2 separate regions of the Homo sapiens genome follow, and region 1 is linked to region 2. Evidence: chromatin loops called from intact Hi-C (ENCODE). Cell type or tissue: heart left ventricle. All regions are shown on one strand. Links, peaks and the distances in the headings refer to the core of each region. The heading gives the core; the rest is flanking DNA.

What was found. Peaks named below come from ENCODE experiments on the same cell type or tissue, not always from the same donor. Only the 100,000 strongest peaks of a DNase experiment are listed, where the experiment ranks them.
Region 1: it touches region 2 in a loop (1.8-fold over the local background); 1 of 110 quality-filtered maps calls a loop at or near these places.

What each region holds. Positions count from the first base shown.
Region 1 is chr12:105,457,315-105,464,173 of GRCh38, forward strand. No RefSeq gene overlaps it. Among named protein-coding and RNA genes, the nearest start is that of C12orf75, 130 kb to the left of the region's middle. In heart left ventricle, for the core only: no CTCF peak of the experiment used is centred there; a DNase peak (open chromatin) is centred at 2,807; H3K27ac peaks cover 495 bases.
Region 2 is chr12:105,655,879-105,662,737 of GRCh38, forward strand. No RefSeq gene overlaps it. Among named protein-coding and RNA genes, the nearest start is that of CASC18, 45 kb to the right of the region's middle. In heart left ventricle, for the core only: no CTCF peak of the experiment used is centred there; a DNase peak (open chromatin) is centred at 4,069; H3K27ac peaks cover 2,365 bases.

The sequences.
Region 1 (6,859 bases), core at 1,221-5,220, 200 kb before region 2:
AACAAGAAGTGTGGCTTATTACAATGGATCTTTCATAGCACAGATCTTTCAGTAAATGCTGGCTGTTTCTTTCAAAAGAAGTAGAGGAAAAGTTACAAATATGGGTGCAAATGTACGTATGGATGATACAGATATTTATGAACAGAAAAAAGACTAAAGGAATTGTATCAAAACATTGGCAATGGTTATCTCTGTATAGTAGAATGACGTGATTTTCTTAATTTTTTAATTTTTATTTTTTGCTTTGCAGGATTATATACAATGGACATTCATTAATTCAACACACTTTTTTCTTTGCATGGTTACCACATATTAGGCAATGTGGTGGATCTTGGGGATATAAGTGTGAAACAGACACAGTCCCAACCCCAGAGCTAACATTGTGTGGGAGACAGATAAATATAAAGACAAGATGTACTGCACAACTTGAAAGCCACCCTCAGTATCGTGTACATCACAGACTTGTCTATTTAACACCTGTTAAGTGGACAGTTACAAAAAACCACCTCAAGGAGATTCTTAGCTGCTGCACCTAGCTGCAGTGTGTGAAAGGCAAATGGATCTTACAAAATGCAAAGATTTTAGTAGCTGAGGAGGACTGCTAAATAAAACTGGGTTAAGATGAATTAATGTCCAATATATAATTAATTATTGTATAAATTATATATAATTTTCTATAATTATATATACAAATAATATAATCTGTATTATTATAATCCATATAATTTTGGCCATATTGTACCAAAGGCTTCCAAATGTAATAGGAAGTGGGAGATGAAGTACTCTTTCTTTTTGATTCTCTTACCTCCAAATCCACTCCTTCTAATCTTCTTCATTTCAGTAAATGGCACTATTTTGCACTCTGTTACTTAAGCTAAAAACCTAGCTATCATTTTGATTCCTTTCTTTCCACCATCCCTCATAGCCAATCTATCTATAAGTCATGATAACTGTCTTCAAAATATATGCTGAATCCATTCTCTTCCCTCCCTCTGTGCTGTTCCCTACCTAGTCCAAGTCACCTTTCTTGACATCCTGGACTAACGTAATAGTTTCCCAGTTGGTCTCCTTGTTTCTACTCTTGTCCCTCTAAAATTCATTCTCCATACTTATGATCTTTACAAAATGTAAATGAGATCACACCACTCTGCTGCTTAAACTTTTCAATAAGTTTCCATCTAACCTGGAATAAAATCCAGGCTCCTACTGCAGCCTCCACTGGCCATGTGACCTGGCTACTGCTAGCCTCTCTGGCTTCATCTTCTATCACTCTCTGCCTGGTTCACCATATTTGAGTGGTTATATTTGTTATCTATGACTGTATAACAAATTACCACAGACTAACATAAACAAGAGCAATAAGCATTTAATGTCTCATAGTTTCTTTGGGTCAGGAATTAAAAGTTAGCTGGGTGATTTTTGCTCAGAGGATCTCATAAAGCTGCAGTCAAAGATCAGGAATTAAAAATTAGCTGGGTGGCTCTGTCTCAAGGGATCTCATAAGGCTATGGTCAGCATGGGCTGCAATAATCTGGAGGCTTGACTGGGGCTGGAAGATCTGTTTTCAGGATGGTCTCATTCACATGGCTGTTGGCAGAAAGCCTCAGTTCTTTGCCATGTGTATTGCTCCACTGAGTTGCTTGAGTATCCTTACAACATGGCAGCTCATGTCCCATAAATTGAGTAATTCAAGAGAGCAAGACTGAATTTGCAATGTCTTTTATGACCTGGGCTTGGAAGGCACATTCCTTCACTTTTGAAATGTCTTCTTGGTTACATAAATCAGCTCTATCCAGAGGGGGAGGGGAGTGCTTAAGGACATGAATCGCAGGAGGTGAGAATCACTGGAGGGGATCTTGGGGGCTGGGTACCCTTAAGCATTTCTCAAAAATGCCAGACCTTTCACATCCAGGACCACTGCAGTTGCTAGTCTCTCTGTTTCTGATTCCTTTCCCTCTACCTTTTCACAAATCTGGCCTCTTGTTCATCTTCTACATGTCAGCTCAAATGTCTCTTTCTTGGATAACATTTTTCTAATAACTGTATCTAAGGGAGATATTCTACCACCCCATTATTTAGATTATAGCATCCACCATAATCTGTTTACTCATTTATGTAGTGATTTACTGTCTTCCTCCTTATCTATAGAATGTAAATGCCAAGAACAACCAGGGTCTATTGTCACCCCAGCACCCACCACAAAATCTAACAAATATGAAGAGTTCACTAAATATCATTTGAATGAATGAGATGTTTAAGGCTAAGATGGGTTTTATCAGACATTTTCTCTTTTAATCAGGAAGGGGCTTGGGAATAGGATGGAAGCAAGAGGAGGAAATAAGGTCCCTCCTGGAAGCAAATTGAGGGCTGGGCTGAGGGGAAGAGGATACTGGAATGTGGCTCCTCCTTTGATGGGCACCACCAGACACCATGAAAGTCATGCTCAAAGGCAGTGTCTATTACCATAAGCTCCACTGGGCCACACCAAAATTTTATTCTGACTCCAGGAGGAGGGGATTTCCACTGGGATTCTGAAGGTTTTGCCAGAAAGTAGCAGAATGAGAAGGTGAGATGAGGTCACAGACATCTTGAGTGGAGGACGTAGTGGTGGGAATGACTGGGCGTGTTTGTGGAGAGGCCCAGGTACTAGCTTCTTTTCCCATCACTTATCTCTAGATTATTCTATCTGGGAATACCTAGAGCCAGGCAGAACAATGTGAGGAAATTTGCACAGAATGTTATCTCTGCACTTTGCCAAATAATTGGTAAACCCCAGGGAGCCGGCCCAGCCTCTGCACTGACCTGGATCCTTATTTGGAGGCAGGGAAGGAAAGCTGTCAGTGCTCCCCGGCCTCACTTGGGAGTGAAGTCCTACAGCTGGAATCCCTTCTGTGTCTGCGGCGGGGGTGGGGGCCAGGTTCAGGGCTGCTCAGTGGCCAATCCAACCTGAAAGGTATTGCTGGGATGTTTTTGTTCAGCAAGGAATCATGTGGCTTCCCTAAAAGCCTCCTCTGGGCCCCCAGAGAAAGCCTTATCTCTGTGCATGGTGTTAAAGTATGATTTTCCAAAGGTTAAAAAAATGTGACTCTAAAAACAAAACCAAAAAAGACATGCAATAACAAAAGGGATGCATGTCAAAGATTTTTTATTCAACTCATTTATTAGAGAAGGAGTAATATGTTAAAACCTGTCCAAAAAGCATGTAAGATGCTTGAGATACACACACACACACACACACACGCACACACACAGGCGTGTGTGTGTGTATATATATGTGTGTGTATATATATATGCAATTTAATATGTATTGCAATCTATGGGATATCTTCTCCCCTAGACTGAAATTATTTGCATCTGGACTAGACAAAATTCCATGAGCCAGCCTCTGCCTCTACAGAGTTGTAAAATAGCCCAGGAAATAGAAAGTCAAATTCAGCACTACAGTGAAGGAATGCTCGGTAATCTTCTTCACCTATTTCTAGAGTTCAGATAATTTTTCTGCTAATAGATTGCTTTGAAAGCTCTCTTCCCAGGTGATTTGATGACAGCTAAAAGGTGCCTCATAGCAAAAGTTGATCCTGACAGCCTGAACTGGCATCAGATTCCTTTCCATGAATATTTTCAAGCCTGTCCTGTGGGCAATAATCATAGTTCATATTATTAAATACCTGGTCTGTGTCAAACACACTGCTAAGTGCTTTTCATGGATAACCTTGTTTAATCCTCAATAAAAATCAATTATTCTGATCTCCATTTTGCTGAAGAGAAAACAGAGGCTGAAAGAAATTCAGTAATTTGCTGAGGGTCACACAGCAAGCCAGGAAATGGTGGATCCAGGATTTGAAGATATACAGGCTGATCCTTGAGCTGCAAGAAGTTGTGCTAAACACTGTATGTCATAGAGAGATTAATTAAACACTGTCCCTGCTCAAAGTCATCTTGGAAATCTCGCTTTACTATCAAAACAAAACCTCATATTTTAACCTGAAAATTGGGATACTACTCATGCCTTCCCACAAGCTGACTGAGGATAAATGAGATTATGTGGATGCTCTTTATTAACTTGAAGTCACTGGGAAGGCCACTGTTGTCATTAAGGAGCTCAAGAGCCTCATTGGGAGTGTCATCTTTTGGGCTCGTGGTAGTACAGACATTTCTGTGGGGAAGAGGGAATTTGAGGTTTTCATGGTCAAGCTCAACGATGAGCTGTTGGGGGGTACAAGCAGGGTCAGGAATAGTGATGCAAAATTTAAGGGAGTACCAAAAAGCTTAGTAATCAAGATAGATAACATTTTAATACAACGTCCTTAAAAAATAGTCACAGTCAATGTAGACAATCAATGATCAATGATGAACAAAATATCACACATTAAACCAAAGCCAGGATCAGTTTTACTGTTGTTTTTTTTTTTTCTTTAGCTCCAGTGTGACTCAGCATGGCACAAGCTAATAAGCCATTCCTTGAAGGAATTCACCGGAAGACAGTATTGTGGGGTCCTCCCAGTTGTGTCCTGGAGTGGTTGCTGCTCTTAGATACAGATCCAGATCAAGTAGAGCAATTAAAAAATGTTTAATGTTCTTTGCTACTTTTTTGAAGCATAAAGAAAAAAGAGCATATCATACCTCCCTGAATTTTCACAAAATGAGCACATCCAAGTAACTAGCACCCAGATGTAGAAAAAGAATGCTATCAGCACTGCAGGGAACCATCCCCCCCTGCTTGTGTCCCCTTCCAGTCATAACTTAAGAGCCATTTTCCGTGTGGGGACTCATTCATCAAGTAGTAATTTTTGCCTTGTAGAGATATGTGCATATCTGACCTAGGAGTGCAAACTAGATTCATACAAATACTTGGTCCATGAAATGCTTTCATTATTGGCCCATGGGCAAGGCCTCTTTTAATTTTTTTTTATTAAGGTACTAATTTACTTATTTTAAATAAGACCACAGCATGAAAAATAGAACACGGACAGCAGCTTCCATCTACCTCTGTAGAGCTCTCACATTCCTTCCCTATGCCTGCCCGCCCTGGGAGTAACTGCTTTGACTGTAGCCTGAGAGTGTACTCATAGGCAGTTCCATCTGCAGAATTTCTGACATCAGACAATCAGAGCCCTGTCCATGATGTATTGTCTGACCATCCCTTCAGAGTTCTGTCTTCTTCACTTGGGGTCCCTGGAACCCCTTTGCTTTGCCCTTGGGTAGGAGAGGCCAAGGAACAAGCCGCATGACAGGCAGTGCTAAAAAAAAAAAAATTCCAGGGGTCAGATCTGTCTGGGTTGGGGCTGACAGCTGGTTAGTGGAAGGGTGGGGACTCTAGCTAGGCTCTTCTGGGACGTGGAGGAGCACTTGCTTACGAAACCTGGTTGGGGTGAGGGGGAACCAAAAGGGATGGTTGTTGGGGTCTCAGCTGGAGGGGCTTCAGCAGCCGGAAATGGGATTTAGATGGCCAGAGTCAGGGGCATTCAAGTTTTTTGTGTTTGTTTGTTTTCAGCTGAAAAATGCAAGGGAAGAAGCCCCCAGAAATGTATGTCAGTGAGAAGTTAGCAAGGTGAGGATGGGCAGCCCCAATGCAATATTCAAAATGCAAATCAATCTAGCAGCATCACTCCTTTGCTTAAAACCACTTGCATTACTGTGGGATGAGCATACGTTCAGACAGACAATGGCTTCTCGTCCCAGCTGTTAGTCATATGCTCTTGGACAAATTACATTATTTTTTCACCCTCAGTTTCCTCATCTATAAAGTGCAATGAATCATACCACTTGCCTCAGTGATATTGCATGGGTGAAAAAGAAAACAAATGAAAGCCCTCAGACATTAGCACATACTAACCATGAAATAAATATTGCACTATTATTATTCATGTTGGTATTATTATGAATATGGGATGGAATCTGGACTTCATAGCATGGCAGAGGAATCTCTCTGGCTTCTGCCCATTGCTCTGTCTCATCTCTCCCTTCTCAGGGCCCAATACGACATGAGCTAGAGAGGAATGCCTCTACCACCTCCCAACCCACACACAGCCAGCAGAAATTGGGTAGCCTTTGCTCAGGCTGTTCCTTCTGCTTACATGACCTTTCTCACCTGAGTAGATGCAACTGGGCTTCTTGACTGGCCTGGTGCACCCATCTGCCAGCTGCTTTGAATATTGGTTGCTAATAGCTCATTGCTGTACTATTTTCCAGAGAATCAGCCTTAGTTATGGAGGGTCCCAGAGGGGAAATGCCTGGAAAGTTATGCCCTCCAGGCATCTTTGCAGGGGCGGGCAGCAGCCCTTGACTGAATGCAATGGAATTACCAGGGCCTAGCCTTCTTCAAGGAGAGACATTTAACTGTGGGACTACTCACACTCAGAGCTCCATGTAAGATCAGGCTGACACTAGAATACAGTGGTTCCACATTTTGTTTTTTTGTTTGTTTTGAGACAGGGTCTTACTCTGTCACCCAGCCTGGAGTGCAGTGGTACAATCTCAGCTCACTGCAGCCTTGACCACCTGAGCTTAAGTAATCCTCCCACCTTAACATCCAGAGTAGCTGGGGCTACATGCATACATGCATGCGCCACCAGGCCTGGCTAATTGTTTAAATTTTTTGTAGAGGGGGAGTTTCACCATGTTGCCCAGACTGGTCTTGAACTCATGTACTCAAGCTCGATCAGCCTGCCGTGGCCTCTCAAAGTTCTGGGATTATAGGCATGAGCTACTGCGACTGGCCACTTCCTCATCTTTGTTTTTCATTTGTCCTTTCAACTTTTCTTCAGTCACCTACAGGACTCTTCTATGATCACTCCATTGATAAATCGTACAAGAATCTCCATCTCAGGCTTTCCTTTTAGGAAATCTGCCCCTTAAG
Region 2 (6,859 bases), core at 1,875-5,874:
CCCCTTTCCCAAGCAATCACTGATCTGTTTTCTGCCATTATACATTAGTTCACATTGTTTCAAATTTTATATAAATGAAATCATACAGTATATACTCCTGTTGTCTGTTTTCTTTCACTCAGTATAATTAATTCATGTTGGAGGGTGTGTCAGTAGTTCCTTCATTTTTATTGCTAAGTAGTACATTCCATTGTATGGCTATACCAATATTCACTTATCTGTTCACCTGTTGATGAACATTTTAAGTTGTTCCCAGTTTTTGGATATTACAAATTGTATTAGTCTGTTCTCACACTGCTATAAAGAACTATCTGAGACTGGGTAATTTATGAAGAAAAGGAGTTTAATTGACTCACAGTTACACAGATTGTATGGGAAGCATGGTTGGGAGGCCTCAGGAAACTTACAATCATGGCAGAAGGCAAAGGAGAAGCAAACACATCTTACCATGGTGGAGCAGGAGACAGAGATTATGAAGAAGAGTGTGATACACACTTTCAAAACAACCAGATCTTATGAGAACTCTATTACAAGAACAGCAAGGGCGAAGTCTGCCCTTATGATTCAATCACCTCCCACCAGGTTCCTCACCAACACTAGGGATTACAATTCAACATGTGATTTGGGTGGGGACACAGAACCAAACCATATCACAAATAAAGCTGTTATGAACATTTGTATACAAGACATTTCATAGACATATATTTGTATTTCTCTTGGATTAATCCGTCTTGGCAAACACGGTGAAATCCCGTCTCTACTAAAAATACAAAAAATTAGCTGGGTGTGGTGGCGGGCGCCTGTAGTCCCAGCTACTCGGGAGGCTGAGGCAGGAGAATGGTGTGAACCTGGGAGGCAGAGCTTGCAGTGAGCTGAGATCATGCCACTGCACCCCAGCCTTGGAGACAGAGCGAGACTCCGTCTCAAAATATATATATATATATATATATATGTGTGTGTGTGTGTGTGTGTGTGTGTGTGTCTATATACATAAGCAAAATTGTATGGTAAGTGTGTGCTTAATATTTAAGAAATTGCCAAGCTGTTTTCTAAAGTGGCTTAAAATGCACTAACATGTCATTTCTTTGCTCATGCTGCATGTTTATTATGGCTTGAAGGGAGGCTCTGCCCAAGGACCTAGCTAATAGAGCAACTACCATTTTAAACATTCCTAGTTGCCATGACAGAGTTCTGCCTTTTCCAGAATGTCATAGAGTTGGACTCGTACAGCATGTAGACTTTCCAGATTGGCTTCTTTCAGTTAGTAATATACATCTAAATTTTATCCATGTCTTTTCATGGCTTGATAGCTCATTTCTTTTCAGTGTTGAATAACATTCCATTGTCTGGATGGATGACAGTTTATCCATTCACCCACTGAAGACATCTTGGTTGCTTCTGGGTTTTGACAATTATGAATAAAGCAAATATAAACATACCTGTGCATGTTTTTGTGTGGACATAATTTTTTTATTCATTTAGGTAAATATCAAAGAGATAATTTCTGGGTTGTATAGTGAGAGTGTAGTTAGTTTTGGAAGAAACTGATATGGTTAGGCTTTGTGTCCCCACCCCAATCTCATCTTGAATTGTAATCCCCATAATCCCCATGTGTCAAGGGAGAGACCAGGTGGAGGTAATTAAATCATGGGGCAGTTTTCCCCATGCTGTTCTCATGATAGTGAGTGAGTTCTCACGAGATCTGATGGTTTTATAAGGGGCTCTTCCCCCTTGGCTCAGCACTTCTCCTTCCTGCTGCCTTGTGAAGAAGGTGCCTTGCTTTCCCTTCACCTTCCGCCATGATTGTAAGTTTCCTGTGGCCTCCCAAGCCATGCAGAGCTGTTATACCTCTTTCCTTAATTAAACCTCTTTCCTTCATAAATTACCCAGTCTCAGGCAGTTTTTATGGCAGTGTGAGAACAGACTAATACACTGCCTAACTGTTTTCCAAAGTAGCTATACCATTTTGCATTTTCACCAGCAATGAATTAGAGTTTCTCCTGCTCCATGTGCATGTAACTCGGTGTCTTCATCTGTAAAACGAAGATAGGCATAGCTGCCCCTCCTTTCAAGGATGAAATGAATTAGTATGTGGCAAATGGTGCTCTGGCAGTACAGGCTAGTGCTGCTTTTGCTATCCCCATATGACAGGTGAGGAAATTAAAGGTTGAGGATCTATTTTGAGGATCGTAAGGTAGGGATGGGTCAGTTTGAGGTAAAAGGGTAAGGACTGAAGGAATATTTGATTTGGATGAGCAGAAGCAATGGAGAGATCTCCAAATTGCTAGACAAGGATAAGATGGCAGAAAATAGCCTGGGGGAACTCAGTAGTAAAAGGTAAGTGTAGTGAGGATGGAGTTCCAAAAATAATTTTTTGTCTATTTTTTTTTTCCTGTGGAGGCATCCATGCAGCTTGCTTTTTGCTGATAATCGTGAAGCGTGTTATCTCCTGGGGAGATAAATGGGGAATGGAGTCCCCCAAGCACAAATGTTCGGTCACAGTCTATTTTAGTTAAGGTTAGAACTGCAACCTGGTGAAAATCCAAGATTGGTTTGTGGAAAAAAGTTTCTTTTTTGCTTTCCTTTAAGAGCTAATTTCTATAAACAAAGTTTTCCAGGCAGGAAGAGGAAACTGAGTTCCAGTAAAAACAAGCCACTTGAGGAGAGCCAGGAAGGAAGCCTTGTGGGTGTTTGGGGCTACTAGCTTTTGTTCTGGATGGTCTTTTAGTCCACCGAGTGTGGCCAGAGAATTTAATTTTAACTTTGGAATGAAGCTGAGAAGGATCCTGTGGGCTTCTAGAGCCTTCACATTGGTGCCTTCTGATGGAGAGGGCATCCTGTTGTGCCTGAAGCCTCCACGTGTTTGCTATTCATGCCACCTGAGGAATTGCAAGCCCTTTTTAGTATCTGGCTTTCGTATAATGTTCCATTTCTTTTTAAAGTATTTGGTGATTGTTGTCTCCAAGGATCCATCACAACCATGCTGAGGTAGGCAGGCCAAGAGTCCTTATTCCCACTTCACAGATGAGAAAACAGTTTCTCAGAGAATACATTTCCTGCCTAAGGTCACACGACTGACAAGTGGTAGTGTTAAAGTTGAACTCGGAGCTTAATATTACACCCCACTGGATGTGGAGGTGTGGGTTTGTGGGGTTGGAGGAGTGCAGCTGTAAGGAGTGAGGATAGACTATAAAAGATTTGAAAACAGAGGCTCATATTTTCTGCACCGTTGAATCCCTGCTGCCTGGCCTGTGCCTGGCTTACACAGGAGGTCTCAGATATTTGTTAAAATTGATTAAAAGGAAACCACCAGGAGTCAGGATTGGCTTCAGACCAGGGAAGGACTGAGCCTTTATGTAGCAGGAACAGTAGTCCCCACTGGGGAGAAAGGGTAGGGGAATTACTTGGGGAGTCTGATGCACAGTAAGTAAGATTTTAATAAAAGACTGCCCAAGAAATGTGCTTTTAAACTGTATGGTGCAATGGCAACAAAATATATTTGCTTTCATTTATTTCAGTCATAGAGGAAGTAACACAGACACCTTTCTGTGCCTCCACGTTGCCTCAACATGTTGCCAAACAGCAGGCCTTCAGAGCCCAGCCCTTTTGTGTCTGTAATACCTGCCCCATCCTGTGTTCCCTCCTGCCTGATACCCTGTTTGCTCCAGGGACATGGTCATCTTCCTCCCCCACATGAAGCTTGTTGGAGCTAGTGGCTCCCCCATCATTGTGGTAGGGAGGCAAGAGGACTTTGCAGTCAAGTAGCCTTGGGGCTGTAGTGTCTCTTGACAAAGATCAAGGTTTTCCACATCCATCCCAGGCTTGACAGCAGCTCTCCCCTCCTTTGCCCTCTGCCATGGCCCAAACCACAGGCCCAGGTGTGCAGTCTGGATGAATCATATTTGGCTCCTTGAAGAACAAGTAGGGAAAACAGTCTGCTCTCAGGATGCTGAGAAAGAGAGACCTGAAAGCCCTTATTAGGTGTGGCCTCCCAGGCAGTATCTAAGGGCTGTGAAAGAGGACGCTTTGTTCTTCTTCCCCCTCCACCCCAGCCTCTGGCAGACTGGTCTCTGCTCTTTGACATGAAGGGATGCCAGATTCTCAGCTGCCTTGTGCAGCTGCCAGACCTTCACTAAAGAATATAGCTGCTGTTTCTGCAAGTGCAAGTGGTTTAGATTGCTGAGAAGACTCCTTTTGGTTTTGAATATTTAGCCTGGCTTGGGGAGATCCTAACCTAGTGAGTGTGTCTGTTATGCCGAATAAATACAAATAAATAATGACAGTAATAATAATGGTAATAGCAACACAGCAGTGAGCTTTAATTGAACAATTACTAAGTGCCAGACACTATTTTAATTGCTTGCATTCATTATTTTGCTGAGTCCTCACAACAAGGTAAGGTAGGTATGACAATTGCATTTTAAGATGAAAAACTTGAGACTCAGAGTTTACATAATTTTCCCAGGGATAAAGTATGTGTCTTAGTCCATTTGGTGTTGCTATAACAGAATACCACAGACTGGATAATTTGTAAAGACCAGAAACTTATTCTCTCACAGTTCTGGAGGCTGAGAAGTCCATGATCAAGTCCCCTGCATTTAATGGGGACTTTCTTGCTGTGTCATCTCATGGTGGAAGATAGAAGGGTCAAAAAGGGGTGAACTCTGTGTCCTCACATGGCAGAAGAGCAAGGGAGAGAGAACCCCACTGTCGCAAGCCCTTTTTATGGCAGCATTAATCCATTCATGTGGTTGGAGCCCCCATGACCTAAACAGCTCTGCAAAAGCCTCACCTTTATATACTGTTGCACTGGGGATTAAGTTTCCAACACATGAAATTTGGGAACACATTCAGACCATACCAGCTTGTGATAGCAAGTACATGATGAAAACTGGGTTCCATTGCAGGCCATTCTGACCCCAAGTTCAGCCTTGTAACCACTATGCCCGATGACTTCTTTCATGTGCTGAGCTGGGGGTGACTTCATTCGTGTATGTGGATATTACATGATGGCCTTTGCTGCTGTGTTTCTTCCCCTAGATGGAATTCAGTGAAGCAGCTTTGCGGGAGAATGTACACTCCTCCACCACCCCTCCCACAGACCTGCCTGCAAGGTCTATGAACCTTCATCCATGTGCTTTGGGAGCCTCTCACCTCACCTCCTGCTGTCATTATACCCCCTAGTCCCTTCTGTCCTCACTGACCTCCTCATTCTTCCTCAAACACATCAAGCATTCTCCTGTCTTAGGCACTTAGTGCTTCCTGTTCTTTCATTCTGGAATGTTCTTCACCCCACTGACTGCTGAGTTCACTCCCTCACTTCACTCAGATCTGCTAAATGCCACCTTAGCTGAAAGGCTGTAAGTCTCTAATCATTGGGTATAAAAAAGCATCCTCTCCTCTGATTCCCCATTTCACTTATCTGGGGCTCTATCCCTTTCCACTGCTTCATTCCCATTCAGCGCTCACATCACCACCTGTCATAATATACAAGCAGATGCTTGGTCAGTGTTGTTTTCTGCTATGTCTTTGCATTTAGAACAGTGCATGGCCCACACAGCATGCTCAGTAAATAGTTGCTGAATACTGTATTCGTGAATGAAATGGCCCAGGCACACCATTCCAGATGATGAGGCCAATTTCACATTATAACCTCAGGTAAATATTGACATATCAAGGTAGAAGCTGATGAAATCCAGCAGTTTCTATTAAATATAGTGGCCAAAAATAACACAAAAATTTAAAATAAAAATATGAAAAATGCTTATATTATTCTCATAGACAGGTTATGTGCTTGTAATCATTACATTAAAAGTTAGAGTTTGGGATTTGATCCCACTTAGGAAGAGTTGTTTTATTATTAGCCATATGAATGGGCATTTAGAACTCCATGTAGAAATTACTCATGGCTTCTCCATGAAGTCTTCTATTAGGCTGGTGGAAACGTAATTGCAGGTTTTACCATTACTCTTAATGGCAAAAACCGCAATTACATTTGCACCAACCTAACAACTTTCCCAGTAAGAATTAATACCTGGCCGGGCACAGTGGCTCACGCCTGTAATCCCAGCACTTTGGGAGGCCGAGGCAGGCGGATCATGAGGTCAGGAGATTGAGACCATCCTGGCTAACACGGCGAAATCCCGTCTCTACTAAAAATACAAAAAATTAGCTGGGCGTGGTGGTGGGCGCCTGTAGTCCCAGCTACTCAGGAGGCTGAGGCAGAAGAACGGCGTGAACCTGGGAGGCGGAGCTTGCAGTGAGCCGAGATCATGCCACTGCACTCTAGCCTCGGCAGCAGAGCGAGACTCCGTCTCAAAAAAAAAAAAAAAAAAAAAAAAAAAAGAATGGATACCTATGTCTTTGGAAATTCCAAAACACTTTATCTATACCTCTTAGTAAATAAGAGAGCTAGGCCAAAGTGATTCAAATAAGCATTGGATTTGGAGCCTGGCAAATACAAGTTCAAATCGTTCTTTCACACTTGATGGCTAGGTGACTGGCTGATCCTCATAACTGTTCTCACACTTCTGTTTCCACATTTGTAAAATGAGGGTGCAGTGATGCAGCTAGGATTTCATTCATTCAACAAATATTTCTTGAGTACCTATTATGTGCCAGGGACTTTCTATATATTTGAGATACTTCCTAGAAGAAAACATACAAAAATTCCTGAGCTTATGGAATTTATATTCAAGTGATCACGTGTATGAAAATGATTTGTATACCATTCATTGCCAGGCTAATGTTAAATATTTCAGCAGATACTGCTGGTTGCCTTCTTGCCATCTATCTACCCTGTTTTTGCTGACTTCCAGACCCTCAATTATGTTTTGGTCTCTGTCTCTCCCACATGATT